Regions from separate parts of the Mus musculus genome. Here region 1 is linked to region 2. Evidence: chromatin loops called from intact Hi-C (ENCODE). Cell type or tissue: left cerebral cortex. All regions are shown on one strand. Links, peaks and the distances in the headings refer to the core of each region. The heading gives the core; the rest is flanking DNA.

The links. Peaks named below come from ENCODE experiments on the same cell type or tissue, not always from the same donor. Only the 100,000 strongest peaks of a DNase experiment are listed, where the experiment ranks them.
Region 1: it touches region 2 in a loop (2.8-fold over the local background); 3 of 42 quality-filtered maps call a loop at or near these places.

Annotation. Positions count from the first base shown.
Region 1 is chr14:67,087,894-67,103,909 of GRCm38, forward strand. Gm52123 (a long non-coding RNA gene) reads left to right here. Exons shown (of 2, transcript XR_003951154.1): 2 at 210-538. Among named protein-coding and RNA genes, the nearest start is that of Gm52123, 10 kb to the left of the region's middle. In left cerebral cortex, for the core only: no CTCF peak of the experiment used is centred there; DNase peaks (open chromatin) are centred at 8,845, 9,276, 9,447 and 10,282; H3K27ac peaks cover 1,879 bases.
Region 2 is chr14:67,187,729-67,203,744 of GRCm38, forward strand. It overlaps Gm30438 (a long non-coding RNA gene), which reads left to right. Exons shown (of 8, transcript XR_874742.2): 8 at 1,070-1,484. It overlaps Gm30806 (a long non-coding RNA gene), which reads left to right and starts at 13,798. Exons shown (of 4, transcript XR_001781308.1): 1 at 13,798-14,156. In left cerebral cortex, for the core only: no CTCF peak of the experiment used is centred there; a DNase peak (open chromatin) is centred at 10,198.

The DNA of each region.
Region 1 (16,016 bases), core at 5,972-10,971, 100 kb before region 2:
TAACCCAGGGCAGGTGCACCGGTACCCGATGATACAAGCAAGTGCTGTTGCCTAATGAGCATTAGAGTTAGGATCCAAACCTGGGCATTCTGATGCAAGAGTTCATCCTTAATTGAGCACCCAGAGGCCAAGCTGGCCAAAGGGTGGTGACTGTCTCAAAGACAATGTCACTGAGTATTGTTTTTCACCTTCATTCCGTTTACCAGCAGGATGGAAATTGAGGACAACAGAAACGGCTGGATGTGTGAGAGCGGCGGTCACACGGTGGAGGAAGCTGGGATCAGGTGCAAGGCCACCTGCCTTCACTCTTTCCCTCACAGAGGTTTCAGCTCACTAAAAACTGCTGCTGACAACACACATTCCCACTTAAAACACCCAGAACATTTTTCTTTATCTTTTGAGAATGTTACACAAATATACAATGTATTTTGGTTATATTCACTCCTACATCCCAACAACAACAGCAATAATAACAACTCTTGGACTCCCATCCCCTCATGTCCCTAGACATGTTTTTAAATCATATTTTGTTTACTTATCTATTTAGTTATTTATTCATTGTGGGGAGTGTGGTTGCACACATGCCACTGAGAGTATGTGGAGGTCAGAAGACAACAATTTGTTTTCTTCCATCCTGTCCAACCTGCCCTGAACTCGGGCAGGTTATGAGGCTTGGCAGCAGGTACCTTTACCCACTGAGCCATCTTCTTATCCTTCTGGGCATGTTTTTGAAGAAAAGCAATACTGAGACAGGAGTTTGCTCCTTGGAGGAAGTAAGGGCAAGACCCATAGTGCATCATGAACTAGTCACACACACGTGGCACGTGACCACCCCCTCACTGAATGAGAATCCTAACATCATCTATCTTGTTAGGCACAGAGAACATTCATTATTGGAACATGGATTTCTCACCAGTTCTCCCAGATGCTTCAGAAATGATCAACTCCACAGGGGTGAGAGGTTTCGGGAGTGTACATCATTAATCCCAGCACTCGGGATGCAGAGGCAGGCAGATCTCTGAGTTCAAGGCCATTGTGGTCTATGGAGGGATTTCCAGGTCAGCCAGGGCTACGCAAACAAAACAAACCCTGGGCAGGGCAACAGCATGGTAAGGAACAAATCTGCTGCTCACTCTTTGAGCATCAGAGGATGGTTTTGTGCATTATATGTTTGGATGCTGATTTCTGTGCCCAGATATCTGGTTGCAGTCCGGACGATGGCATGACGAAGCATCTCCAGTCTCAACGTTGTGTAAAAATTGTTTTCCATCACCTCTGATTGGTTAACAAAAGAGTTGATCTGCCAATTGGCTGGGCAGAAGAGATATGGTATAGCTTCCAGTCCTAGTTAGGGGGTCCCAGAGAAGAAGAGGGAGTATAGAGAAGGACCATGGAGAGAGAGCGACCAGGAAGATTTGCCATGAGGTCCTGGTGAGACAGTTGTCATGAGGACACACATGGACCACAGCAAACCAGGGCAAGACTCAAATGGCAAGTAACGAAACATTTGGCTGGTTAGTAGCAGCCTACTAGTCAGATTAGAATAGCTCAGAATCTGCCCAGCTATTAGTGCTTGCAGCTTATTAATAAAAATACCAGGTCTCCGTGTCTTTATTCAGGAGCTAAAATGGGCGAGAGTGGGCGTAGAAACACTGCAATTATTTGGGAGCAACAAGGGCATAGAAAACCCCTCAGGGAATTCTATTTACATCTGAATGTCTTCATGCTTCAGAAGTGACAGTGTAGCCACTGGCTTGGGGTAGCTCTGGTGGCCATCAGTCATCCTGCATCTCAGCTCCTGGCTTAAGTTCACCAAGAGCAGAGAAAAGCTCACCTACTCCCAGATAATCCATTTCGATACTGTCACTTCATAGCCTAAAGGTGATAGGCAGGGTCCTCTGGCTCATCTAAGGATTCATCCCCACCTTTGTGACTGAGTCTCTCAGTAGAAGCCTGAAAGAGCTATGGGGCAGTATGTCTATCTTGCCCTCACTCGTGCATTAGAAACTCCATGTTAAGCATAAGTCTTCCTCCTTTGGTTGGTCTTTGTATTTTGGGTTTTGAAACAGGGTCTTCATATGGCCTATCACTGGCTAGGTTGGAACTCTCTATGTAGACCAGGCAGAGCCTCAAACTGGTGGTGTTCTTTCTGCTTCTGCTTTGCGAGTGTTGGGAGTGTGAGTTTGGGCTATCATTCCCAGCTGTTGCAAAGTTCTGGTCCCAAGAACTTTGCCTTTTCTGGTAACTATCTCGCCCTTTCAGAGAAATGGATTCTCTATTATTCACAATAACTGATACTGCCATCATGTTACTCAAGTTTCTAAAATCAAAAGAGAGAGGAGTCAGAGGTGGCTTTGTGTTTCAGCACTTGGTGATTAAATCCAGAACCTTCTCTGGCTGAAGGGCACTATTCACTTTGACAGTGACTCCCTGGAGTGTTCTCTAGGACCCCGTGGGAGCAGGGTGGAAGGATGCACCCTTCACATTTTGTCTGGCTGAATTAGCACCAGAAGTCACATGGTAACCTGAACAGGGGATGGAAAGATAGCCATGCAGCACCCCACTGACTCATTCGGCTTAGACACTTTCTGACCACGTCAGACACATTCCGAAGCTGTCAGTTTATTTAAATCGCCGTTCTGTGAAACATCACGGTCTTTCTTGTTAGTGTTCAATGACAATATTAAAACTACAATATTTTTCATCAAAAATTGAGATTGTGGGGAGGCAATCAAAGAGTCTGAAGGTAAAGTGCAGCCGGGAGAGGGTTTGCTTAGCATAGCATACTTGAGGCTTTGATCCCTAGAACAGCCTAAACTGTGGTGGCTTCTTATGTCTGTAATCCCAGTACCAGAAGGTGAAGGCAGAAGACTCAGAAGTTCAAAGGCATCAAGTTCAAGGCCAGACTAGGCTACATGAGAGAGAGAGAGAGAAATAGAGACAGAGACAGAGACAGAGACAGAGACAGAGACAGAGAAAGACAGACAGAGAGAACAAATGATAGCTGCACACACTGGTATAGAGCCCCAATGATCACACCATCTTTGGCCAATCTCTACATGGATAGTATAGGGCGTGGCTGACAACCATGTGCTTGGTGACATATATGCTTACAGGCTTCACACTTGGGTATTCATTTTTGAGTCCTTCTTGGCTCTCTTGCTAAAAAAAATGCTAGAACGCCTACAAGTTCTCCATTCAGCACTTCCCAGCTTTTTTTTTTTTTTTTTTTTTTTGGGCCTCTTAGCAAAGGGAGGGAGGCTCTGATCATTGATTAAGTGGGGGAGAGGGCCAGATTGATCCCGTTCAGAATAGAGCTGCTTCTCTCTTCCACGCTGAACTTCTGGGTTATATAATAGGTGAAGTCCAAAACAGTGACCTAGAAGAGATAGAATAAGTATTTATGGAGAAGTGACCACTTGCCATCTAATAAGCCTGTTTCAAGATCAAAGAGAACTGATGGGCTGGCCCCAGGGCCTAACAGAGACCTTACTCTAAGAGGTGAGTTAAGCCAGGTGCCAGGGCGTCAGATACAGGGGCACATGCCTGCAATCCCAGCCCTTGGGAAGCAGAAAGATTGTTAGTTAAAGGCCAGCCTTAGTTACATAACAAGTTTGAGGTCAGCCTGGGCTATATGAGACCATTACAGTCTCACTGTAGTAATGTTGAAGAATCCCAACCAGTTAACACATTTAAAAAAAAAAATGTAACTGGTGAACATCGACAGGAGCTAACTCTCATCATGAAAGTAGAGAGCATCCCTGAATAAAAATAACTTCCATCCCCTCGCTTGGTTCTTCATTTCATGGCATATGCACTGCTGTCCAGGTGCAGTGCCACTCAGGTCCCCTGTTACGAATAGCCAGCGGAAGGTGCCTGAGTAACAGATGACAGGGTGTTACCTGGAACAACTTATTTTTGTTTGTGGTATCTGCCTCCTAAGAAGTTGCTTGGCTCACAAAGTTAGAGGAGGGGAGGGGAAGAAAGGCCCAATAATGAGGCTCTTATTTTGATCCTAAAGTGAAGAGGGAGAAGAGGGTGTAAGAAGTAAGCCTTGAGAAAAGCCTAAGTGTGTGGGGACTGGGGAGACGGCTCAGCAAGGCAGCTGCTAACAGTGCCAGTGTCAGGACCAGAGTTCAGATCTCCCGAGCAAGGTAAAAGCCAATGTGTGTGTGTGTGTGTGTGTGTGTGTGTGTGTGTGTGTGTGTGTGTTGGGCCTTCTGTAATCCCAGCTACAGGAGGGGGAGGAGACAGAGTCCCCAGAGTAAGCAGGCTAGCCAGACTAGCCAAATAATTGAGCTATCTTGAGCTAGAGAGCCTATCTTTAAAAAAAAAAAAAAAAAACAAAAAACAGAAAAACAAAACAACGGCAGAGAGAGCAATTGAGGACGATTTTCCACATCACCCTTTAGCACTCAGATGTGTACCTGTATTCACACGTGAGAGCATAAAGACACACATGTGCATACATACGTAATACAGGCACATGTGCATACATGCATGCATGCATACATACATATGCAGGAAATTAAAATGAAAATTTGGAGGTGAGAGAGACAACTTTGGAGTCAAGAGTATTTGTTGTTGCCAGTGGTAGTGCAAGCCTTTGATCGTAGCAGAGGCAGGCAGATCTCTGAGTTTGTGGCCAGCCTGGTCTACAGAGTGAGTTCCAGGACAGCCAGGATTTCAAAGAGAAACCCTGTTTTGAACCAACCACCCTCCCCCTACACACACACACACACACACACACACACACACACACAGAGAGAGAGAGAGAGAGAGAGAGAGAGAGAGAGATCTTGCAGAGGACTTGCATTCAATCTTCAGTGTGCAACCATGGGTAGCTCAATTCCACAAGATCTGACATTTGTGCCTCTATGATCACAAGGTATGCATGTGCTTCAATCCACACATGTAAGCAAAATGTCACACACACACACACACACACACACACACACACACATATCTAAGTAAAAGTAAAGAAATCTTCCATAAAATAAGAAATCTTCCATAAAATTAAAAGCCAGTGTATGAATAAAACAGGTGGCAAAGAGGAAGATCAAAAAGCCCAGCCCTGCCTGAGTCTGACTAAATCTGGCCCTAGACACAGACACAGAGGCACCCCAGTGTCTGGAGGTGACCTATGGCTTATTGTGTTTCTAAAAGGATCCTCCCCTGGGTGGAGATTTAAGATGCCAATGAGGCATTATGTATATATATGAAATTGTATGAGAACTAAATGTAATAAAGCATGCCTAGAAAAGCCAGCACTGTGCACATAAGCCAGAGGGTCTGCACTATACAAATGACCCCCAGAGATCCAGGCACAGGATGTAAAGACCCCATCTGTATACAGCAAGACTGTTGGTGAGGCTTAACTTTCTCTCTGTTCTGGCCTCCTTCCTCCCTTGGAAATGTGTCTTTACTAATATATATATATATATAATATACATACACATTCACTGTTGTAAAAAAACAGCTTTATCAATAATAATAAAATATTGAATATTTAAAACAGCTAAAAATACTTGCTTTGTTCTCATTGTGAAGAACTACTAAACGGTAAACCTGACTGATATGCCAGGCATTCTGATTCGATCATCATGCAAGGTGTGGATGTTTCAAATTTCACCTCATTGTCTCATCAGTATGTTTGATTAATAGGTGTGAGTCAAAATTTAAAGAAGGGCTCAGTGAGCTGGGTCAGCCAGAAAAGACACCTGCTATCAAGCCCGAAAACCTGACTTGGTTCCTGGAACCTACATGGTGGAAAGAGACAACTGCTTCCTGAAGCTGGTCCTCTAGCCTCCCCAGGATGCCAGGAAAGCCCTCCATCCATCTTCATGTGCTAAATAAATAAGAAGAGGTGACTGAAAACAAGGTGTCCTAGCCATGCCGTTAATCCCAGCACCTGAGATCTCTGAGTTCAAGGCCAACCTGGTGTACAGAGCGAGTACTCAGGCTGCACAGAGAAATCCTGTCTCAAAGAGGAGGAGGAGAAGAAAAAGAAGGAAGTGGGGCGGGGGAGACTGAGGCAGGAGAATTGCAGGCTTAAGGCAAGTCTGGGCTGTAAATAGTAAGATTTTATATTAAAAAAATAAACAACACCCAATTGGTGTAGTGTACTGCCTGCTTTTATGTGTCAACTTGACGCAAACTGGAGTTATCACAGAGAAAGGAGCCTCCCTTGAGAAAATGCTTCCATGAGATCCAGCTGTAAGACATATTCTCAATTAGTGATCAAGGGGTGGGGGGCACAGCCCATTGTGGGTGGTGCCATCCCTGGGCTGTTAGTCCTGGGTTCTACAAGAAAGCAAGTTAGCCGGGCAGTGATGGGGCACGCCTTTAATCCCAGTACTTGGGAGGCAGAGGCAGGTGGATTTTGGCCTGAGTTCGAGGCCAGCCTGGTTTACAGAGTGAGTTCCAGGACAGCCAGGGCTACACAGAGAAACCCTGTCTCAAAAAGAAGAAGAAGAAGAAGAAGAAAGAAGAAGAAGAAGAAGAAGAAGAAGAGGAAGAGGAAGAGGAAGAGGAAGAGGAAGAGGAAGAGGAAGAAGAAGAAGAAGAAGAAGAAGAAGAAGAAGAAGAAGAAGAAGAAGAAGAAGAAGAGGAAGAAAGAAAAGAAAGCAAGCTGATCAATCCAGGGGAAGCAAGCCAGTAAAGAACATCCCCCCATGGCCTCTGCATCAGCTCCTGCTTCCTGACCTGCTTGAGTTCCAGTCCTGACTTCCTTTGGTGATGAACAGCAATGTGGAAATGTAAGCTGAGTAAATCCTTTCCTCCCCAACTTGCTTCTTGGCCATGAAGTGCAGGAATAGAAACCCTGACTAAGACATGTAGTGACTTAACACCCATGATCTTTGCACCTGAGAGGTGGAGACAGGAGGATCAAGGATTCAAGGCTAGCCTAGGCCATAGGACATTAATCAAAAGAAGAAAGGAAGGAAGGAAAGAAGGAAGAAAAGAAGGGAGGGAGGGAGGGAGGGAGGGAGGGAGGGAGGGAGGGAGGAAGGAAGGAAGGAAGGAAGGAAGGAAGGAAGGAAGACGAAACTAATATAAACCACGAGTTTACCACTAATTCTAATAAGTATACAGTTGGGCTTGTTCCTAATGTTCTAATTTTTTAAACGCACACACATACACATGCATGCACACAAGCCTGTGCGCGCGTGTGTGTCACACATGTGGACGTTAAAGGATATCTTGTAGGAATTGGCTCTCTCCTTCCACCACGTGGGGTCTAGGATGGAACACTGGTTGTCAGGCTTAGCGTCCAGCCCCCTTACAGGCTGAACCATGTCCTTGTCCTATTGTTTCTTATTTTGTTTTGTTTCCATTTTTTTTAGTGCTTTCCAAATAGGATATGCAGCTATGTCTAGAGACTGATGGATTCAGTGACCTTTCTGCATCACTGAACATGGAGCTCACCGATTGTTTAGATCAGTTAGTTGGTCGATGAGCCCTAGGCAGCCTTGTGTCTCAGCTGCCCAGTAATGGCCTGGAACTCACAAAAACATGCTTACTTTTGTCTCCTGAGTGCTAAGATTAAAGGAGCATGCTGCTCTACTTGGATCATACCCAGGTTTCACATGGGCGCTGGGATACAAACTTGGCTGCTCACGTTTGCACAGTAAGGACTTTATCCACGGAACTGTCTCCCTAGACCCCACTATTTTGCTTGTAGGGTCTAAGTACATCATTGGCCAAAAGAGATCAACGTTCGCTAGTTCAGTGACTGGTTCAAATAATTTAATAGACACCACTAAGCTACGTTCTGGAGATAGAAGCATGAAGGAGGCATTGGCTCTACCTTCAAGAAACTTCTAGTTCTTGGTGTGATGGTGCACTCCTTTAATCTCAGCACTTGGAGCCTGAGGCATGAGGATCTCTGTGAGTTTGAAGTCAGCCTGATTTACATTATGAGTTCCAGGACAGCCAGAGCTACATAGTGAGACTCTTGTCTTAAAGGAAGAAGAGGAGGAAGATGCAGCAGCAGCAGCAGCAGCAGCAGCAGCAGCTTTTGGGAAATATATGATGGCTCACATATAATCCCAGCATTCTCGAGGCTAAGGCAGAAGAGGGGTGTCATAAACTTTAGGCCAGCCTGGGCTACACAGTGAATTCTAGGCACATTGGGTTACAGAGTGAAACATTGCTTCAAAAATACCAAAATAAAACAATCACAACAAATATAAACAAACAAACAACACCATGCTTCTAGTCCAATGGGAGACCACATAGAAACATAGTTACAGTCCAAACCTCAAACTTAACAGTGCAGCTACCTGCCATAGACAGGCTTGAGGGAGCGCAGGGCAGAGGAAGTCTGGAGGGCTGTTCTGGGCTGAGCATGGTGCTTTGAACCTTACTGGTTAATTTACTAAGTTTCAATTACCTTGTTAGTATCTCACCTAGTGATTCTGAGAGCTACCAATGAAGAGCCAGTCTGGAACCATTTCAGCATTTGGTGTCATGGAAGGACACATAACATACAGCATTAAAATTAATTAAGGGGGGGGCGGGGAGAGAGAGCAGTTAAGAGCACTTGTGGTTTTTACACAGGACCCAGGTGGCAGCCAAAAACCACCCGTGACTCCAGTTCCAAAGGTTCCAATGTCCTCTTCCACCCTCTGCAGGTACCAGATGTACATGTGGAACACAAACACACACGCAGGCAAAAACATCCATACAGGTAAAATAAAAACAGTAAATCTTAAAAGGTAAATAAAAAAAACTTAGTAAGGTGTCTCCTCCTTCTCTAGCTGGCCCTGGCATTTGCATATCTTTATGTCTTATGCAAATTTGTTGAAGTGGTCTGGATGGTGGCCCAACAGCTAAGACTGTGTGCTGCTTCTCAGAATCCATGTCAGGCAGCCCACAGCTGCCTGTAACTCCAGCTCCAGGAGATCTGACACCCTCTTTTGGCCTCTCAGACCCTGCCCCCACCCCCAAATACACTTACTATATATATATGGAGGAAATGAATACACATTTGGAAGAAGCCAGACTAACTCAAGAGTTCTGTGCTATACATTCTGAATTTGATGGTCTACTGAATGGTGCTCTTGAACGGAACTTGAACCATGCAGCATGCCCTAAGCCATGGAGCTTGCCAAGGCTGGACCTCAGAGCTCAGCCAGAGGAGAGTCTCTTAGGAGGATCCTAGCTCGAGCAGCAGTGTTGCCGAGGAAGCAAGCACGAGTGGCTGCTGCAGAGGCCTGTTCCATTCAAGCAGGAACATGTGTCACTTCCTCCCTGGCTCCTATATAATTTCTCTGCCGAGGAAGAGGGGGTGGAAGGGATGGGAGCCTCGAAAGAATTCAGAATGGGTCTGGGTGGGGAGGGGGAGGGGAAGGGGAAGGGCAGGCCAAAGTGAAAAAGCCAGTCTGAGTGGAAGAGTAGGCTTTACCCAGCTGTGGCTACACCCAGTTTAAAATCCCCAGCATATTTTTATTTCTTGGCTCCCTTTCAGCCTCCCTCTTAACTGCGCCCTCATCCCTTTTTAAATTCAGTGCTGAGAGCTCGGCTCCCTCCCTCCCTCGTCCCCCACTGCCTTCCCATCCTCTGTCTTGCTCTTCTTTTTGGTTGCACGGATTTTTTTTTTTCTACAAAGCTGGGAAACATGAAGAGCAGACTGCTTTCCTCTCTCTACCCACCAAAGACAGAGTCTTTGCTTCACCTAATAGCAATATAACTGGTATATGTGCCCGTGTACTTGGTCACGCACGCGCGCGCACACACACACACACACACACACACACACACACACACACACACACACCCTACAGGATTCCCACGGGCTGGCTATTTTAGAGAGCTGACTTATCCATCAGCTTTCTTCCTCTTATCTTCGGGAAAGCTGATGGAAGGAAAGGGAAAAGTGGCTCAACGGCTGGGCTTAGAAGGGGAAGAGCCCAATGTGTTCTGTGCTTCTTTTTGCCCGTGAGAAGACAGAGGGTCTGCAGAGATTACTTAAGGGCAGCACCTCGGCTAGAGCTGAGACAACTTCAGTGGGCTCAGCCGGATCGTTAGGGTCCAGCCACGGATGACTCTTTGTACATCCTGGTACTGGGACTTCTTGTGGCCTTCAAAGCTCTTCCCTGAAAGCCACTTCAGTTGAGATGAGTGTTCCAGCTTTTCCGGGAGCTGGTGTGTCACTCAAGTGCACGCTGCGTGTCACAGTTAAACAATCCTCTGACCTTGTGTATTTGAAGCCACCTAGGCATGGGCAGTTTCCCTACTTGCCCTGTTGATTATCTGGAAGTAGCTGAGCTTTCCCTACAGGTTGGGACAATTCTAATTGGCAAGGTGTGTGTCAACAGTTCTAACCTCACAGGCCAGTCAGCATGCATGGCATTGTTCACCTCTCAGAGTGGTTCCCGAGAAGATACCAACTCCCTCCCCATCGCTCACTCGATACCACACACACCCAGCCCAGGGGATCAGATGAGCTTGGGCAAGGACAATTTCCTTTTGTGCTGATTCATCTCCTGCCAATGGGAGGAAGCAAGCTTACTTTTTTTTTTCTCCCCCAGCTTAGGGAAGTGAGAGCCTTTTAAGGATAGATCTCTCGGGGGGGGGGGGGGGGGGAGAGTGACTCAGACAAGGGAGGTAGGAACTCATCACTCAGTGGCCTTTCCATTCAGAAGGCCATGGAGCCAGACTTCTGCTACAAAGATGGAAAGCTATAAATTTAAAAAGATTAAAAAGATTTAAAAAAACAAAACAAAACAAAAAAAGGTCAGTTGGGATGCAGCTCAGTTGTAGAGAGCCTCTCGCTTCGCCTAGCTTGATTCAGGCCCAGGGTTCAGTCTCTAATACTGAAAGAAACAGCAATGAACAGAGAGAGAAAGGGAAAAGAAAAATAAAATCTGTGTTTTTCCATGTATGCCAAGTTACCTTAAACTAGTTAAAATAATATGAGTAGGAAAATGAGGGCCCATTATAATATTTTGCTAATGCCTGAAAATTTTCACAATATTTTAAAAACCTGGATTTTATTTATTTATTTATTTATTTTTAAACCAATGCCCTATTGGTACCTTAATTATAAAAATCTCATGAGTACTTTGTTATGCTAAAGATTAATAGTATGTGCCTAAAATTATTTTGAAAATCAAACTGTACATTAAACAAGATTTTCAATGAATTTAGTTTGAGGCTTTTACATTTTATTTTTTCATGCTAGGGACTGAACTCAGGGTCTCATACACAATAGACAAGGTTTTACTACTGGGAGACACCACCATTGTTCTTATTTTAATCTTTTTGTCACATTAATATTTAGTTATTCAGTATATATATACTTTATATATATTTATAATATATATTTTGACATAAATATATATTTATAATTTAAATTGTGTGTATATCTGCCGGTATATGTGCACATGCGTGTACGTGTGCGTGTGCGTGTGCGTGTGTGTGTGTGTGTGTGTGTGTGTGTGTGTGTGTGTGTGTATGCATACACATATATGCATGCACCCACTGTGGAGGTCAGAGGATGACTTACAGAAGTCAGTCCTCTCCTTCTGCCAGGTGGGTCCCAGGCTCTAGTCAGCTTGTCAGGTTTGGCATTGGTGTCCTGACTCCCTGGGTCACCCTTGTGGACTTCTTGTTTTATCTTATCTTTCATTTCTTAGATGTTGCCGCGTAACTCGGGCTGCCTTTGAACTTGCTGACACTATGTAGCCCAGGCTGCTCTCACACCCTCTATCCTTCTGCCACCTCACCTCCTAGGTGCTGAGAGTGCCAGTGTGTATAACCACAGGCTTCTGTCTTGCCACCGCAAGGCTGGAATGGAGGAGGGCTTTCAAAAGGTAAATGAAGCAGAAGGAGTTAATTTACATGGGAGGAAAGGTTTGAATAGCAAAGCAGAAGCTCTGAAATGCTCAGTTACGGTGACAAACAAGTTACGGTTGACAAACAAAGGGCCCGGTGAGATAGCTCAGTAGGTAAAGGTGCTTTGCTGCTGTGCCTCATGACTTGAGGTCAATCCCGGGTAATCACATAGTGGATGGAAAGAATGGGTCCTCTTCAAGATCTTTGGAAATGTTCATTTCAGCCTTTGTAGGCAAAGTTTTATATTCTACACACAATTCAAGGTTCCTTTCTGGGAATTATAGAGGCTCGTTTCACATACATACTAACAGAAATTTGGGGGAAAATATTGCCTAAAAGCCTCACCTCCTTTAATATTTGTTTTCTCCCCACCCCCACCCCCACTTTAAGATGGGGGCTTTATGTAGCACAGGCTGGCCTCAGGATCACTATTTAGTTGAAGCTGGACATGAACTTCTGATCTTCCTGCTTCAACATCCTGTGTGCTGGGGGTTACAGGCATGTGTAGTCGCTCCCAGCTGGCATAGTTACATGTTTTTGAGGGTTTTTTTTTTGCTTCCCCTGTCATTGCTGGTATTCTGGGATTTCTCCTCCAGAAAGGCTTTTGTGACTCATGTCATTTTACTTCACACTGTTCCTGTGAAATCATGCAGCTAAAATAAATACCGAAGCTGGGAATGGTGGTGCATGCTGACAGTCGCAGCAGTCCGGAGGGAGAAGGAGCAGATCAGAAGTTCAAGGTCATTTTTAGCTCCATTGTAAGTTTGAGACCAGCCTGGGATACATGAGACCCTATTGACAAAACCCAAAAATAGAGGCTGGAGAGGTTGCTGGAGAGGTAAAGACACTGGGCACTGGGCCTGACTACCTGGAGTCAGTGTTGGTTTGATGCTTCAATCCTTGAGTTCACTCCTGCAGCAACAAAAATCTCAGTGGGACCCTCCAGTAGGCTGGCCAAGTCTGTCTGGGCTCTCATGGCATTATATTCCATGGCCACAGTGTTCAGGCCCTGGGCTTCCTCTTGATTCTCGGGTTGGTACAAGATCATAGGAGGACTGTCTGTGTAGTTAATGGACCCAGGGCCCTTAGGCTCAGGGCAGTGGCATCATCTCTGTGAGTAAAGACACAGTCATGTCCTTGGCTCTTCCCCAAATGTCCTTCTATTCACTCCCTCCAGAAGGAACCAAGGATAAACGATGCTCTTTCCAGAGAATTCTCTAATTTTTCTCAGTCTGAATGGTAATTCTCTGAGGAGATTAGGCCAGAGGTCTTGGAGAGAGAGAGAGAGAGAGAGAGAGAGAGAGAGAGAGAGAGAGAGCATGAGAGCCTTTACACCCTTGCATGGAGGGGGAGGGGCAGCCCAGAGCTTGAATTCTAGCCTGGCTCACATTCTGGCCTGAACCCTTTCTCGCTGACACCCTGGTGCAGGACGTGCTGGACACACCGTAGACATTTACTGGCCAGTTGTGAAGAAAGCAGCATGTTTTCCCATGTGGCCTTGGACAGCCCAGCTGACCTTGCCAGGCTTCTATTTCCTTTGCTGTGGAAAGAAGGAACGAAAGACCGGGCCTGCGCAGGCTCTATTTTTCCTCTCAGCTTGAGCATTCTTTGGTTTGAGAAGGAACTTTCTAAATTTAACTGTTATCACTTCTATGTCAGCGTGTTCTGGATAGGGATAAATTCCAAGAGAACAGCCTTATAAATTTGTCTTTCCCAGAGAAATAAGACTTTTGTTTTCTCAGGGTAGCATTTAAGAGGCCAGAGCTGGGGAGGGAAGTCACCGAGTCATAGAGATTGCTCATTGCCTAGAATTAGTCTACACTTGATTGCCTGTCACAGCCTCAGGTACCTGTGACATTAGGAATATCTTGGTGAGGAGGACAGAAAAAAAAAAAAAAAAAAAAAAAAGCACTGGAAAAAAACCAACCCAAAATAAAACCTGGGGCTGCTGACGTGGTTGAGCAGGTAAAGGCACACGCTGCCAAGTCTGATGACCAGAGGTCAAAACCTAAGAGGACCTACATGGTAAAAGGAGTGACCTGACTCTTGCAAGCTGTCTTCTGGCCTCTACGCACATGCTGGGACATTCAAGTCCATACAGAATTTTGATCACTTGGGGGCATAAAAGGCAAAACTTCAACCCCAAAGGAAATCTGTGGTGATAGGCACTTTTCCGTCTCTGATACGTCTGATTGTTCTTTGCAGTGCCAGGGTTCCTGGTAACTGCTTGTTTACCTCTGCCTTCCAGGAGAATACCATGATCACGTTTTTACAGGAGGAGGGTGTTCTCAGTAGGGGTGGGGCTGGGGCAAAATTAAAATATCAAAGTAGTAAGATTGTTCTCATGCCCAGAAAGTGTATGCTGCTCATGACCGCTAAGAAAGGTCTAGGCATCCCGGTGGTGGTGGCGCACGCCTTTAATCCCAGCACTTGGGAGGCAGAGGCAGGCGGATTTCTGAGTTTGAGGCCAGCCTGGTCTACAGAGTGAGTTCCAGGACAGCCAGGGCTATACAGAGAAACCCAGTCTTGGGGGGGGGGGGGGGGGAAGAAAGGTCCAGGCAGCCAGGAGTGAACTTTAGGCACCTGGGAGTCCTGGTTTAAGCAGATTCTCTTTCCTGCTGACACACAAGTAGAACCAATTTTAAGATACTCGGTACTTACAAATACATAGATATTGCACCGGGAACAAGGACAGATGATAAGGAGATAATTATATATTTATTATATCTTTTTAATCTGCCTTTTCTTTTCTGAGATAGAGACGGATGCAGTATGGTGGTGTATGATTTTAATTAATCCCAGTGTTTGGGAGGCAAAAGCAGGTAGATCTCTATGAACTGGACAGGTTGGTCTGCATAGGGAGTTCCAGGCCAACCAGATCTGTATAGGGAGACTTTGTCTCAAAAAATAAATTAAAAAAATAAAACTTTTGAAAATACTATTGTGGTGTGCTTGCAAGATGGCTCAGTGGGTAGAGGTGTGTGCTGCCAGGCCCGAACATCTGAGTTCTGTGTGGGAAGACCCACAAGGTGCCAGAAGTGAACAGACCCTTGCAAGTTGTCCTCTGGTCCCCCTACACGGCCACACACACACACACACACACACACCAAGCCAATGCAAAAGTAAAAGTTACCAAAAGAAGAAAGTGTGTTATAGCTTAGGCAGCACAGTAGCAGTTGGTCTGTTTTGATATGGACAAGCTTGTTTGCATATTTGACTTCTAATCTTACTTTAGGAGGTCTGAAAATGGCTATTTCTAAAAGTTTGTGTGTTCTTTTTAGATTTTTAGTAGCTGTAGTAGTTTGACCAGTAGTGTTAGTTGAACATGACGTGGAACACCTGTGATTCCCAGCGCTTTCCAGACAGAGGCAGGAAGATTGCCCATGAGCCAAGGACAGTCGGCTTTACTTGGTGAGTTCCTGGCCAGCCAGGCCTACATAGTGGGACCTTGTCCCCCTGTCCCTCAAGGGACACAGTGAGAGGTGAATAGAAAAATCTCAGGATTCAAAAGATAAAAATCAGGGTTGGAGGTGTAGCTCAGTGGGTGGCATGCTTCCCTAGGGTGCTGGAAGCCCTGGGTTCCTTCCCCAGCACAGCATAAACTGGGTATGGTAGCATACAAAGGCTCAAGATGAGGGCCGGGTGGTGGTGGCGCATGCCTTTAATCCCAGCACTTGGGAGGCAGAGGCAGGCGGATTTCTGAGTTCGAGGCTAGCCTGGTCTACAAAGTGAGTTCCAGGACAGCCAGGGCTATACAGAGAAACCCTGTCTTGAAAAACCAAACCAAACCAAAAAAAAAAAAAAAAAAAAGGCTCATTGACTCGATAGCTACCCTAGGATACAGGAGACCCAGCTCAAACCAAAAAACAAACAAACAAAAATGGCTAGTGAGATATTGCAGTGGGTAAAGATGCTGGCTGCCAAGCCTGAAAATCCAAGTTTTATCTCCAGAACCTACTTGGCTGAAAAAATAAAATTGATTCCCACAAGTCGTCCTCTGACCTCCACACTTGTGCTGTGGCAGCACACACACATACACACACACACACACACACACACACACACACACACACACACACACACACAATACCTCATGTTAAAAATTAAGTAAAGCTAAGGGTAGCTTTTCAAACATAGGCCCTTATGTTTGAATACTTGGTGCCATGTTGGTGGAT
Region 2 (16,016 bases), core at 7,138-12,137:
TCCCCCGCCCCCCTTTAAACTGTGAACCAAATTAGGTTGCCTTTGTAAGGGATTTGCTGAGAGTGGTTCTGCTGCATTCCAGGCAGGTGACTTGAGCCTCCTATTTCCTTATCTGTAAAATGGGCATAACAAGGGCACCTGCCTGGCCAGGTGTGGCCTGGATCGAGTGAGATGCTGTAAAAGCGTGTGTGGGTGGATGGGTGGTGGTGAAGATGATGTTGATGATGTTGGTGGTGTAGTTGCCCTGGTTATTAGTCCAGAGGACTCACCATTGCATTGATTACAGTACAGAAAGGGCTCAGCTTGCAAGGACTAACCAGACTTGGCTCTTGCAGGCCAGAATCTAGTATATGGCACGGAGATGCCTGGCAGCTGCCAGGAGTCCAGAAAGTAGAGTTCTGCAACTGCTGGGAGGGATGGTTGAACGGTTCACCAAACAACACTGGCATCAGGTAGCCTTTTGCCCCCACCTCCAAAGAGGTAGAAAAGGTGACAATAGAGGTTTTCCATTCCGTTTTTTGTGCCTGCGATGTGCGCACAGAGCCTCAGGAGGTAAACAATCCACCTCCACCAGCTTATCTACCAACTACGTTTTTTTCCAACAGTGCCAGCTTTAGAATCACAACTGCAACCAGGACCCTCTAGCATCCTGTGGAAGTCACTACCTCCCAAGCCCTTAAACCTTTGAAATGGCTTGTTTAAACGCGTCGACATCCTTCGGGTGCCTGCCTCCAGGAAGGAGGGAGAAGGCTGTGCAGTGATTGGCTAGGAAGTGGGCGGAGCCACTGCGTGACTGCTTGTGTTCCACCTCCTGTAGAAGTCCTGGCTGTCCGCAGGGAGGAGGAGGGGACTAGGGCAGCTCCACTGGGCGTGTTGCCTAGGGACACTTAGAAGATTGCAAGAGATTTTAATTTCTTGCTTAAGAGTCAGGGTCAGAGTCCCGTCTTATCTTAGTGGTTTCTGTCTGAACCTTCCAATGCCATCGCCCTACCTGTAATAGGTCGATAAAGTTAAATGGGAAAAAAAAAGAATTAGCTAATTATTTAATAAATGAAGCTGTTGCTTGCAGGTCACAGTCGACGATCCTGCTGTGTCATCCGTGGAGGGCTGAGTCAGCCCTGCCTCAAACCTGAACCCAGTGGACCGGGATCTGTACGAGGCTCTCTAGCTCCACCGTCTGGCAGGGGAGCGCAATGAGCTTTGCGACCGTGAAACCGAGACACTGTTAAGGATAAAAACAGGACTAAACCTCACCGAGTAGTTCATGTGTCCCTTTCCCTTTAACTCTCTATCCTCCAGCTAGATCCGTTTACCGGAGATCTGGGTTTCTGCTGATTGCTTTACAGAGCCCTCTGCCCCCGTGCTCCCCCAGGACTTCAGGCACGCCCTTGGCCAGAACCCAGGCGCCGCCTAGGCTCTCTCTTCACTTCCTGCCTCCTAACTCTCAAGAGGGGCGGAGCTGCTTTCTAGAAGGCAATTTGAACCTGGGCTTTTTTTTTTTTTTTTTTTTTTTTTTTTTTTTTGGTCATCACAATAAAGGGGAGCCTTACTGGCATTTAGTGGCGCTGACCCGCCATGCTGGACATCTAGTAGGATAGTTCATATTGTCTTAGGAGGTTTTTCAGATATCCTGCTGGACATTTGTGTAGGTGAATGCCATGCATTAACTCTCAGAGCTAGGACCAGGTCTATTCCATTTATAAACATAAAGGACTTTCTGTAAGACCCTCCTTTCTCTCTCCCACCGTCCTTTACTTCATTTCTTGCTACCATTCCCACCCCGTTCTTATTTTCTGCGACAGACTCTTGCTTTGTATAGTCCAGAGCTAGGACCAGCTCCATTTTATTTACAAACAAGTTTTTTGAAGGTCCTTCCTTCCTTCCTTCCTTCCTTCCTTCCTTCCTTCCTCCCTCCCTCCCTCCCTCCCTCCCCCTCTCTCCCTTCCTCTTTCCCTCCCTCCCTTCCTCTTTCCCTCCCTCCCTTCCTCTTTCCCTCCCTCCTTTCTTTCCTTCTTTCCTTCCTTCCCTTATTCTTTCTATGGAGCCCATGCTGACCTGAAACATGTAATCCTCCTGCCTCCGTTTCTTCCCAAGAACTGGAACTGCACTTATCACCGTAGCCAGATGAAGCTTTTATTACAACAAAATCTATACAATATTCCAGGCACCGTTTTAGCCATTTCTAAGTGAACAACATCAGTGGCTGACTTGTATTCAGAATGCTATGAAACCATCGTTTCTGTCAATCTCCAAATCTTTTCCATGACTCCAAACAGAGACAGGGTAGTCAGTAATCAGGAACTCCCATCCTGCCTCCTCTAGCCAGGGCTTCCTCTGATCTACTTTCAGTCTCCGTGAGCTTGTGGGTTCTCAGTACCTCAGGTGAGTGGATGCGGGCAGTGTTTGGCCTTTGTTTTGTTGACAGCTTAAAGGAAAGTTGCCACCACTGCAGATATAGCTCCATGCCTGCTGTTTGAATCATAGTAAAATACAAATGTATCAGTCTGCGCTTATAGCTGTCTCAAGCCACATGGCTGCTTGCATCTGAAACAGGATGTTTTATAACATAACTGTCCGAATATTCACATATCCGAATATGTATTATTTTGTATGTTCTTATTTACATTTTTATACTAAAACTTGTATGTGGGTAGCATACTGATTTAACTTTAGTAAAAGTACATTACAAAACATTTATTACAGAAAGAGACACAGGGTGTGGTGGGGCTAAAATTTCCAAACAACCAGTCCTGAGATCTGGGGTATATCTCTGGAAATGGCATGCTATTAACTTCCTACGACTACTACCTGTCTCTGGAAACCTGCATGGTTAGTCCTCATTCCTCAAGCAGTAAATCTCCAAACTATCTCTTCTGTTGACTTTTGGTCACTCTCTGCTTTCTGTGGCCTGGGAAGTACAGTCAGTCAGGGGCCTTTATTTCTGTGTTGTCAGTGTTGGGCACTGTCCTTACTACTACCATTCCTGGCTCACAATAGGCACAGGCATTATAAAGAATTGACAGGGAGACTTTATTTTTTAATATTTATTTTTCTTTTAAAAGATGTGTGTGTGTGTGTGTGTGTGTGTGTGTGTGTGTGTGTGTGTGTGTGTGAGAGAGAGAGAGAGAGAGAGAGAGAGAGAGAGAGAGAGAGAGAGAGAGAGAGAGAAAGAGAGAGTCCCTGCAACTGGAATTAAGGCAGTTGTGAGCTGTTGTGTGAATGCTGAAAACCGAACTTGGGTCCTCTGCAAGAGCAGCATGTGCTCTTAACCACTGTGCTATCTCTCCAGCCTGAGAAAAGATCCCTTCTAGGCCCACAATTAAAGCCAGCAAGTCAAATAATGTGTGTATACATGCACACCCGTACACACACACACACACACACACACACACACACACACACACACTCATGACTTGAAATAGTTTTCTGCTCTTCACCTGCTGAGCACTGTCTCCTCATGAGGACTGCAGGCTCATCCATGCAGAGCTCCAGATGAACTCAGGGCTTGGCAAACGCTTAGCATATGCTCTGTGTCGAACTGAACTCCCAGACTTTAAAGCTGGGTTTTCAGCATCCAATAAAACAACAGACCCCAGCGCAAGGCCCCTGCATTTCACACGTGGGAACCGGAACCACACTACGCTTGCTTCCCACTGAAATTTATCTGGTTGGGAACACTTGAATATTGATTTTTTTTTTCTGCACAAAAAGGCAGGAAGTGTTACATATATTGTTTCCTAGCCAGCCACCTCTTTATTATTCCTGTTTCCTTGGCCTCAGAGTCTTTCTTCAGAGTGCATGATGCCACGCCTCTTTAAATGAACTCCAATTTGCCAGGTGGTGATGACACACACCCTTAATCCCAGCACTCAGGAGGCAGAGGATGGTGAATCTCCGAGTTCAAGGCCAGCCTGGTCTACAGAGCAAGTTCCAGTAGCCAGGGCCACACAGAGAAATTCTCTCTTGAAAAGCAAACCAACGAACAAACAAAGCTCCTATCTGGTTGCTAAAGATCAAGCACTATTTCTTGACTTTACAGTGGTGCGATGAGCTTTCCATGCGACCATTTATTTATTTTTTCCTATTCCTATAGAATGTTCCATAGGTTCTGTGAAATCCTTTGTTAGATACAGGGCTTTGTGTGAAAGGGCCTGGCTTGCCTGAAGGCCAATGCAAGCTGAGAACGGATGGCAGTAGACTACATTTTGGATCTAGACTCTTTCTGAAAGATGCTGTGTTGAGGTTTGGTTCCTAACCTGTAGCATTATTGGTAGGTAGTGAACTGATTAGTAGGTAGGGCCTAATGGAAGGAGGTTAGGTCACTGAAATCATGCCCTCGACGAGTGTATTGGAACCCAAGCTCTTCCTGTGTCTTTGTTTCCTAGCTGTGATGAGATGAGCAGTTCCCTGGCATGTTCTTATCATGATGTACTGTGCTACCACAGGCCCAAAGCAAGAGAACCAAGCAGCACAGACCCAAACCTCTGAAACCATGAGTCAAAGCAAACCTCTTCTTTGTAAATGTTGGTTATCCATTTTTCCCTTCCTTCTTTCTTCCCTCCTTCCCTTACTTTCTCCCTTCTGTTAGGCAGTTGCTATGGAGTTCTTGCCGTACAGCTATTACGTTAGGCCAAGATGAGGTGTTTTGTGGTGTGGTGGTTTAAATGAAAATGCCCCACCCCCAATCCCCAGTTCATATATTTGAAGGCTCAGTCTGCAGTTGATGGGACAGTTTGAGAAGGACTAGGAGGTGTGGCCTTGTTGGAGGAAGTGTGCCATTGGGGGCAGGATTGAAGGTCATGCCATTCCCAGTTAGACCTAGCTCTCTCTCTCTCTCTCTCGTTCTCTCTCTCTCTCTCTGCCTTGTAGTTGTTGCCACAAAACCTAAGCTCTCAACTACGGCTACAACACTATGCCTGACTGTCTGAAGCTGTGCTTCATGGTCTCCACCATGATGATCACTGACTCGCTGTCTGAAGCTGTAAGCCCCTAATAAACGTCGTTCTACAAGTTTCCTTGGCCATGATGTCTCTTCACAGCAACAAATAACCAGGACAGAAAATGTGACAGACCTGGCTACACTGAGGAATGTGGAAGACTGGGACCTTGGACTTAGAAAGGGAAAGTGTCTACATGAAGTCTCCATATAGACTATGAAGGCCCATATTGAGAAGGTTCAGTTGGAGTATATTAGCAACTGGGCTAGCGACCATTCTTGTGATATTTTGGCTGCTTTCTGTTTTTGTCCTTAGAATTTGTCTGATGCCAAATTGAGAAGTAATGGACTAAGAAGAATTTTTAAAAAGATATGTTTATCTATATGAATACACTGTAACTATCTTCACATAGCACCAGAAGAGGGCATCAGATCCCATTACAGATGGTTGTGAGCCACCATGTGCTTGCTGGGAATTGAACTCAGGACCTCTGGAAGAGCAGTCAGTGCTCTTAACCTCTTAGCCATTTCTCCAGCCCCAATGGAGAAGATTTTTAAGACAGCCTAATATTGACTCTGTCACATGGTTGGTAGTCACTCTTACTCGAGCCTGCAATGAAAAAAAAAAAAAAAGCAAGTGTAACAAGAGAAGTGCAAAGTGTACAGTTGGAGGAGAAAGGGGCCTTGGGAAATGTCATGTTGGAGCCAAGGCTTGTGCTGAAAGAAATAAAAGATTAAGGAGAGCCCCGATCTGTATTAAAATAAAGGGAGAGCAGCTCCAGGACAAGACTCCACCCAGGCAATCTTCCAACCTGTAAAAGGAAAAGGCCGAGGGATTTGCTGTTTCTACCAAGACACAGAACATGACAGCTGCTACAAATGTGACTCAAGGGGTCAGGTCCACCTCCCTTTGCGACAGAACTTAACAATGTTGCCTATGTGGTCCAGGCTTTAGAGTCATGATGAACACAGAAGTAGAGGGGTCATGGAATCTTCCTTCATGGTTAAGGAAAGCATAGAAGGCAGGGACATTTCAGGGAAGTCCCTGCATGGAGGTCCTGAAAATCCACTGCACCAAGCTGTGAAAGTGAGGCCTGGATTGTGCTGGAGACCCGAAGATGTTGGAGATGCCAGAGCCGGAGGATACCTGCCAAGGGGAGCCACCCACAGGAAGTGGACCCCGCCCAAGAGAAAAATGAACTGTAGACAGATAAGCTGGAAGGGTGGAGCTGTCTAAGCCCTGTGACAGCAGCCATGGGGCTACAGGAGTTGGGCTTTGCCCTGCTGGATTTTGGTCTTGCCTTTGTCCAGCGTTTCCTCACTATGGTATGCTGGAAGTCTGCAATTCACTTTCTGATTTTTTAACAGAGAATTGCAGTTAGATATGAGATTGCCGTGAGTCTCAGAAGAGACTTTGGACTTGTAAACAGCCTGGAGACCGAAAGACTATGGAGACTTTTGAAGTGGACTGCATGCATTTTGCATTATGATATGGCCATGAGTCTATGGGGTCAGGGCATAGAATGTAGTGGCTTGAATGACAATAATTCACATGGGCTCGTAGATTTGAATACTTCGTTGGTGGAGCTGTTTGGGAAGGGTTAGGAGGCGTGTCCTTATCGAGAAGGTACATCACTGGGGGCAGGATTTGAAGTTTCAAAACTCCCACCATTCCTGGTGCACCCTCTGCATCCTGCTTTTGAGTCAGGACGTGAGCTCCCAGCTCTTCCTGCTTCCACACCTCTGCCCCACCACCATGGACTCTAATCCTCTGATACTGTAAGCCCAATTAAATGAGCTCTTTTATAAGCTGCCTTGGTCATGGCATTTTTATCACCACAATTGAAAATGACTAATACAGAGGGAAACAGGTTTGTCTGGCTGGTTTGGCATCAACTTGACACACTGGAGAGTCATTGTCTCAAGAGGAGGCCCTTCAGATGAGAAAATGCCTTGATATAGGATCTAGCTGTAGGCAAGCCTGTAGGGTGATCAATGGAGAAGAGCCCAGCTCACTGTGAGTGGGACCACCCCTTGGTGGGTGGTCCTGGGTCCTATAAGAAAGCAGGCTGAGCAAGCCACGGGGAACAATCCAGGCAGCAGCACCCTTTCGTGGCCTCTGCTTCGGTTCCTGCCTACAGGTTCCTGTCCTGACTTCTTTCAGTAATGGATTATGATGTGGAAGTGTAAGCCCTTTCCTCCTCAGCTTGCTTCCCCCCTCCCCCACCATGGTGTCTCCTCACAGCTATTGTGAGGCTCCCTTGGCAGGTATCCCACAGCAATCCTCCTCAGACGTGGCCACGGGCCACTCATATCTGAGCAACCCTTAAGCTGAGGCTCCATTCTCAGGAGACTCTAGGCCATGTCAAGTCAAGTAAAAGCTATAAAGACCAAAGAGAAGAAACTTACTTTTCCTCTTTTAGAGTCTTGTCTCTCAGCCTTCCCCACTCCCCCACCAACTTTCAGCAGCTAGTAATCAGTCTCAAAGTCATGATCTTCCTGTTACTACCTCCCGAATGCTGAGGTCCCAGGCACGCGCCTCTCTGTATGGTGTATGTGGTGCTAGTGTTTGAACCTGCCTTGGTCATGGTGCTGGCATTTGCCTGGCTTTGTGCATGGCAGGCAAGCACTCTTCTGAGCTATAGCTCCAGCCTTGGCTTTTCTGTGTATGATTTTGGTCATTTTAAGTGCTATACACTGAAAATCATATATAGAATGTACTGATTTTTATCTAGTTCTCTAATTACAGTGATCAAGCCAACGTTCTGGCTTGGGGAGCCAGGCCAGTTGTTGTAACTGCTTCTGGTTTAGCAAGAAACATGTGCCATTGGTGGGGTGGGGCTGTTTGTCACTTGCAACGACTGTGGCTGTGTTCACAGTTCATCTCACTGGCCATGCCTTGTTCCTTAGACATCCACTTAAAACCACCTAAGAGACTGAGACAGAGTTATTTTACCTTAAAAGTTTTCTGACGGTTTTAGCCTGTGTAAGAATGGAGTCTTGCCTATTCTGATGTTGGTGGGGATACAGCTGAAAGCAAGTCCTGGGAGATAGATAGAGAAAGAGCAAAGACTTCCTAACCTCTTTTTAAAAGAATATCAGTGAACGAGGCAGAAAGAGGCAGAACTTGTTTGTCACCGAGCCTATGAATGTTTGCCTAAAATGGTCAGTAGAGATAATGTTTTTGAGATGTTTTGTATAAACTCTGCCCAGGGAGTGGCACTATTAGAAAGTGTGACCTTGTTGGAGTAGGTGTGTCACTGTGGGTGTGGGCCTTAAGACCCTCAGCCTAGCTGTCTGGATTCAGTATTCTGCTAGCAGTCTTCAGAGGAAGATGTAAACTCTCAGCTGTGCCTGTACCATGCCTGTCTGGATGCTGCCATGCTCCCACCTGGATGATAATGGACTGAACCTCAGAACCTGTAAACCTGCCCCAATTAAATGTTCATATAAGAGCTGCCTTGGTCGTGGTGTCTGTTTATAGCAGTAATACCCTAAGACATTTTTGTTTAAATTAATTAGTTTTTTAATTTATTGTACGTGTATGTGTCTGTTTGTCTGTATGTGCATACAGTGTCCAGAGGCTAGACGAATCAGATCCTGGCAACCAGAGTTACAGACAGCCGTGAACTACCATCTGGGTGCTAGAAACCCAACCTGGATTCTCTACAAGGAGCAGTCAGTTCTCTTAACCACTGAGTGGTCTCTTCATCCCTAGAGTTATACTTGAAACATTCTTAAATCCTCAGATGAAACTTTCTATGGCAAACTTCTCAACCAGAAAAATAAAGGTGTTGTAGATTTCAGAAAACATAGCATTCTTTATCCTTAGATAATACATTTGTCACCTTTCCCTGGGGGCGTCTATTCCTTAGGAGTTGCCACGAAATGAACATTTTAAACATGATTAGGGTCAAACAATGCTAGAGGAAACAAATGGAACCCAAAGTCTTCTGCCTTAGGTGGACATTGTGGCTCCCAAACACAGAAGTGAGACTCCATTGGAGTGTAGGGCCTCTTCAGTTCCTTAGAGATTGTGGATCTGCTGGAGACCAGCTGCAGGTAGAGTTGATGATGTTTCTGCACTCATTGCTTTCCTCCTAGCTGTGACAATAGACCTGGCAAGAAGTAATTAAGGAAAGAAAAGCTTAATTCTGATTTACAGATCAAGAAGATACATTGTAATTATTGTAGGAGAACCTACTGTGATAGGATGGGGAGGCTGGCTGGTCCCATGGCATCCAGAGTCAGGAGCCCAGAATGAATAGGAAGTAGGGCCAGTCTAAGAAACTTTGACTCCCTTGCACAGTGACCCACTGTTACCTTTCTCAGGCTGTGACTCTTTAATACAGTTCTTCATGTTCTAGTGACCCTTGCCACCATAAAATCATTTTCATTGCTATGTCGAATAACTTTGCTACTATTATAAATCATGATCTAAATAACTGTTTTCTGGTAGTCTAGGCAAGCCCCGTGAAAGGATCATTTGACCGCCGAAGGGTTGGGAGCCGCTGCCCTACATGTTCAACAACCTTTTCAAACAAAACTAGAGCCAGATCTAGAGGGTCTGGGCATAGGTAGCACCCGTCAGTCTTTCATAAAGACCCGCCCACCATTGGCTGTATGGCTTAGACCCGCCCACCAAAGTTTTCCATATGCTAGCTGAAGGACTGGTGAGGGGTGTGTGGGTGTGTGCGTGTGCGCGCGCGCGCGCGCGCGCGCGCGTGTGTGTGTGTGTGTGTGTGTGTGTGTGTGTGTGTGTGTGAGGAATCTTGAATGCTGACTTGTCTAGAGAGCAAAGCGTCACTCAACGAAGGCAAGGCTAACGTGGAAGAAGAGTGATACACAGTTAGCTGGGAATACTCTGCTCTTCTCCCCTCTCACCTTTTCCCTGTTCCGCTCCAAGGAAAAGACGTTAGTGGTTGACAGAAAACAACAGAGAGTCCTTCACAGGCATCTCTGAGTACACCTGACCCGCTTTTCAAATCTCTACTACTCATGCGTGGCTTCCCCTGACTTCCGGAGGAGGCTGCAACTCATTCATTTCTGCTCCATGGTTGAGCTTCTGAGTGAATGAGAAAAACTCAAGACAGGGTAATTATTCCTCCCATTCTGGCCTGAAGTTCGCTTATGCTCTGTGAAACCCTCTTACTTGGCGCATGCAGATCTATTAATATGCAAGCAACATTTTGATTCGTGATGTTGCTAATTTTAATAGGCTACCATTGGAGCCAGCAAACTTTTCCTAGAAAGGAGCATAGAGTAGTATTTTAGGCTTCATGGGACACATGGTCTCTGTTACAAATACTCCATTTTGATCACGCCCTGCAGAAGAAGCCACGGATGCTATAACAGGCCTGTGCGTGGCCGTGCTCCAATACAGCTTTATTTATAGACACCACATTTGAATTTCATATAATTTGCACATGTCACAAAATTTTTCTTTCAATGCGCTCCTCTCTTAGCCATTAAAAAAAAAAAAACCGAAAACCATCTTCAACTTGCAGGATGTCCAAGAACAGTAATTGGGCTGAATTTGACCCATCTATTACAGTCTGCCATTCTCTGGACTAATACTTAATGTGAAAACCTAGTATATTTTATTATACCTCTACAGTTTTAAAAATCAAATTCAAGATAGTATTTTGAAGGGGAGGGGTATTTAAAAAGAAGTCTATTGCATCCCAGCAAGTTGTGAGTTCCTACAATCCCTTTACTTGGAAGGCAAAGGCTGCAGGGTCAGGCTTTCAAGGTCTCAGCTACACTGTGAGTTCAAAGTTGCCTGGATTATGTAAGACTCTATCAAAACAAACAGGAGCTGGAGATGTGGGTCCGTGGTTATGAGCATGGTCTGCTCTTCCAGAGAACTGGGGTGCAGACCCCAGTACCCACACAGGCTGTAACGGCAGCCCTAGGCCTCAGAAAGCACTGCATGCACGAACCCTCCCCACATAATATAAAGTTTAAAAAAAAAAAAAACAAACCTCAAAATATATTGCTAGTTTTGGTCAACCTGAATATTTGATTAAAAAACAAAACAAAAAAAAAAAAAAAAAAAAAAAAACCAAAGCAGATGGTCCTGGCTTTGGAAAATGTTCTGTCTGCCAATGGTGATGTTAGAACATTGTATCTTGATGAGGAAGGTTGAGCTCACTGTAGTCCTTGTTGACACACGAGGCCTGTGAGGCCTGTGAGAACTGCTGACCTTCCCCAGAGGCTGCCCTGGGTTGGTTTTAAATGTTATTTAACTGCTTATGCTGTTTGTTACTGATGTGAAAAGTGTGTGTGTGTGTGTGTGTGTGTGTGTGTGTGTGTGTGTGTGTGTGTGAGAGAGAGAGAGAGAGAGACACAGAGAGAGACAGAGAGAGAGACAGAGACACAGTGACAGAGAGACAGACAGAGGGAGAGACAGAGACACAGAGACACAGTGACAGAGAGACAGACAGAGACAGGGAGGCAGAGACATAGAGAAGAGAGGGTGGTGGTGGTGGTGGACGCAGGGGCAGTTTTCCCTTCCTGCATCATGAACGGCAGGGCATCTCTGCTCACCTTCAGTTTCCCCCCTACACATCCTTCAGGTCACCAGAATCTTATACTCACACTCAGCTTGTAGCCCTGCCCTCCATTAGGAAGACTGGCTGGAGGGACTGGATACTGGAGGATCAAAGCAGAGAGGATTGAGCCCCAAACTCCCAAGAAGTTACAGATGCAAATGTGCTTTTCAGGCTACAAATAGCAGCATGAGGAGTTAAATACACCCACCTCTGAAGACGCTGGGAGCAAGGAGGAAGAACAGGCCAGGAAAGGATAGAGAACACACCTGACCCAGAAGAATTCACACACTTCCCAACTTCCTACTGAAATACAGCCCTCCTTTATCAGCCAAATAGAACAGTCTCCTGAAATTCTGCAAACTACAGACTTTAGGGCATGTGAATGTGTGTGTGTGTGCGCGCGTGTGTGCATGCTCATGTGTGTTTCTCTCTGTATGTATGTATGTAGGTATGTATGTATGTATGTATATGCGTGTGTCTGTGTGTGTGTGTATGTGTGTTTTTCTGTCGCTGTCTGTCTGTTTGTCTGTCTGCCTGACTCTCTCTGCAGCCAGAAGATAATTTTTGAGTCTCTTCTCTCTTTCCACCATGTGAGTCCTGGGGACTGAAGTCAGCTTATGAGAGCCTCTACACACTGAGTCATCTCTGTGCCCCAACTTATCCTTTGAAATGAAGTGAAAAAAGTCTTCTATCTATCTATCTATCTATCTATCTATCTATCTATCTATCTACCTACCTACCTACCTATCAGCACTTTCCTAGCTACTTAAAACCTCAGCTCTGCTTATTCTGAAAACCCCAAACACACTTAAACACCTGTGTAAAAAGCTAGTAAGAATTTCTGAATGAAATAAAGCCATGTGATACTTCAACAGCACAGTACCAAGGAACTCATTAGTGGTCTCTCTGCAGGAAGCAGATTACATTACTGAGTCACATCAGCCACAAATCAGATTTGCTCTGGCCGCTGTGCAGGGAGCACATTCATCAGTGGAAGTAGGTAGTGAAATAAAATGTTGAACATATTCAGATTCTGTCTATCCTGGATCCAGAGTGTCAGTGCCCTCTGGTAACCCAGGAGATGCTCATGTGGAAACCAAGAAGGGCTCACTCAGGAGAGGATGGCAGGATGCATCCTGCAACCTGGGCTGGGGCTGCTCGGTGTGTTCATTAGCTTAGACAGCAGCCTTCAGACTGGAGGAATGAATGTGGAGGCTTCAGCTTCATCTGTCTCTCACACACATAGACATAAAAAAATAAATCTTTTTAAAACATGCAAAGCAGGGAGTGACACTATTAGAGTGTGTGGCCCTGTTGGAGTAGGTGTGTCACTGTAGGTTTGGGTTTTAAGACCCTCATCCTAGCTGCCTGAAAGTCAGTATTCTGCTAGCAAGCAGCCTTTAGATAAAGACTTAGAACTCTCAGTTCCTCCTGCACCATGCCTGCCTGGATGCTGCCATGTTCCCGCCTTGATGATAATGGACTGAACCTCTGAACCTGTAAGCCAGCCCCAATTAAATGTCATTTATAAGAGTTGCCTTGGTCATATCTCTAGCTGCTTATGTAGCAGAAGATGGCCTAGTCGGCCATCACTGGGAAGAGAGGCCCCTTGGTATTGCAAACTTTATATGCCCCAGTACAGGGGAAAGCCAGGGCCAAGAAGCGGGAGTGGGTGGGTAGGGGAGCAGGGCAGAGGGGGGTGTATAGGGAACTTTCAGGATAGCATTTGAAATGTATATAAAGAAAATATCTAAAATATCTAGAAAATATCTAAAAAAGAGTTGCCTTGGAAATGGTGTCTGTTCACAGCAGTAAAACCCTAAGACAGCAGTGTAAACTAGTATAAACCAGTTGAATGCCTGAATTTGAAGCTTGCATTTGTTTATTTATTTTAGGTTAAGACACTACATGGAAAGTGAATGAATGAAACACTCTTCACTCTTCTGTTTGGAAATGAGCACAAATGATTTTCCCCCTCCAGATCAAAACCTCAAGGCCTGACCCAACCAAAGGCAGGTGAAACGCTCAGGGCTATTCTTAGTGACAGTAACAATAAGCTCACATCCCATTTCTCAAGCCCTCAACTTGAGTATGTGTGTGTACATGTGTGCATGTATATTGATATGTGTATGTGTGTGTCAGTGTGCATGTGTATATGTTTATCTGTGTGTGTGTGTGTGTGCCCCTGTGTGCCTACACTGTTAAATGAAATCTGAAAATAGCCTTGGGATGCAATTTCTGGTGGTTTGAATGAAAATGGCCCCCATAGGCTCACAGAGAGTGGCACTATTGGGAGATATGGCCTTGTTGGAGTAGGTGTGGCCTTGTTGGAGGACATGTGTCACTTTTGTGGGTTTTGAGGTTTCAGATGCTCAAGCCAGGCCAGTGTCTCATTGTCTCTTGCTCCTGTCTGCCATCCAGTTACAGTACTCTTAGCTATCTCTCCAATACCATGTCTGCTTGCATGCTACCATGCTTCCCTCCATGACAATAATAGGCTAAACTTCCGAACTATAAGTCAGCCCCAACTGTTTTCCTTTATAGAGTCGCTGTGGTCAAGGCGTCTCTTCACAACAATAAAACATGAAGACACAATTCAGAGTACCAGACTTTCCTTAGCTGTTTGTGTTTCAACAACTCTCAAAGTGTTGGACCAGGAGCTTCAGGTGTGTCGGGTACTCTACCTACTCTGCCAGGACTCGCGCTGGAGGGGTCCACACCAAGTACCACCGAGTACCTTTATCTGGTACTTCCTATAAAGAGACACACAGGCTTAACCAGAGCTCTGGAGAGACTATTGAGGTCCCTGCTTTATGCTGCTCACAACAGCATGTGGGCCTGTTGCATTATGGGTTCTAAGAAAAGGAAACCGAGGCACGGGTTGGGGAGTGATTTGATCAGAGAGCCTAAGGCATCGGGCCAGCATTAGACTTGAGAAGCTGAGATGGAATGCCCCGCCCCCCCCCCCCCCCCAATGATCTCTAGTTTAACATGCGTGCTTCTGTGGACTCCGAGAGATGGGCATTGTTGGATGGTAAGAAGTTCAAGAAAATCAGGAACCAGGAAAAGAGGGGAAGTTGAATCACTCACCCGTTCTCAGTTCACGATCATCCTTGCCACCTGGCCCTACAAAAGCCTGTGCAGAAAGCCCCTCTGGTGGTTCGCCGAGCACAATAGCCATTCAAATTCATGCCCTTATCTCTCACTGCCACGCTGCTTACTGGAAATGGCACCAGCTCCCGGCATCAGAAGCCTGGCATACCTTCATGAGTTCTCATTACAGCATCTCGGCACCCATCCGGCCCTCCAGGAAATTGATGTTACTGGCGGCACTGCTCTGGGGGTTGCCCATTGTGTGGGGCAAGCATCCTGGTGGGAGCACCTGCTGGGAGCACCCTCTTCAAGGAAGGCAGGGCCACAGGGAGCTGAAGGTCAGGACCAAGCTGCGGGTGCTGCTTTGGGGCAGGGGTCGGAACAGTTCAGGGTTGGAGCAAAGAGGAATGTGAAGCCCTCATCTCCTGTCTGCGCCCCATTCCTAGGAGTTCATAGCGACTGTCCCCAGCTGTGCTTAATGTGTGTTCACTGGAACTAGTCAGCAGTTTATTAATTGTTCAATATGGGTGATGTTCTGGGCACCAAGCTATAGGTCAAAGACTCAGAAATGAAAGATTGTATCCACAGCTGTCAGTAGGTTGCATCATGGTCTCCTGTGACATTTGTGATTATGAGTAACTCTTGATTTCTATCTCCTGTCATCTGGTCCTGACTTGTCCTGTGCCAGGTACTCAGAGGACAATCTGTGAAAGTCAGTTCTTCTCCTTCCTATGTGGGTTCTGCTAACCACACTCAGGTTGTCAGGTTTGGTGGCCAGTGCTGCCTGAGTCATCTTGCTAGCCTTAGGTCTGTGGGTTTGGCCAGTTGAAGATACTCAGGCCGTACAAATAGGAAACAGCTACTGAAGCCCAAGTGAGACAGGCCTAAGGCAGAGCCCAGTTTGTGTTTACAGAAAGGAACCCTGTGTTCATGCTCAGATCTAGGCATTGTGAAACAGGCTGGAGAAATCCAGTCTGCTTGAGGGACAGGCATTGCAAGTGGCTGGCCTTGTATGACAAGGAATAGGAACTAGACATCATTAATCCAGATATGAGTCAGTCAATTCTGGAAACCAGTGCTACTGCAAGCAGACAAATGGCTGCAGGACTCAGGCATGAGGGACTCAGGACGCCAAGGACTGGGGCTTTCTTCTCTCACCAGCATCTGAGTTCAGAGTGTCTCAGCATTGAGAAACAGAACCTAGGCAGTAGAGGCCACGATACCACCCTCCTTGATAACTGTGATGGGGAAGAACGTGGTAGTAGAACAGAGATGTCTGCAGTGAAGATAAGAAGAGGTGAGGATTAGAACAGAGCGACAAAAAGGTGTTGGGCCCTCAACCTGTCAACCATTAAAAGCAAACTGTGTTTTCCTCTTCCTCCATCCTGTCTCTGCTTAACGGCTCTATTGTACAGCATGGGGTGAGTCCATGA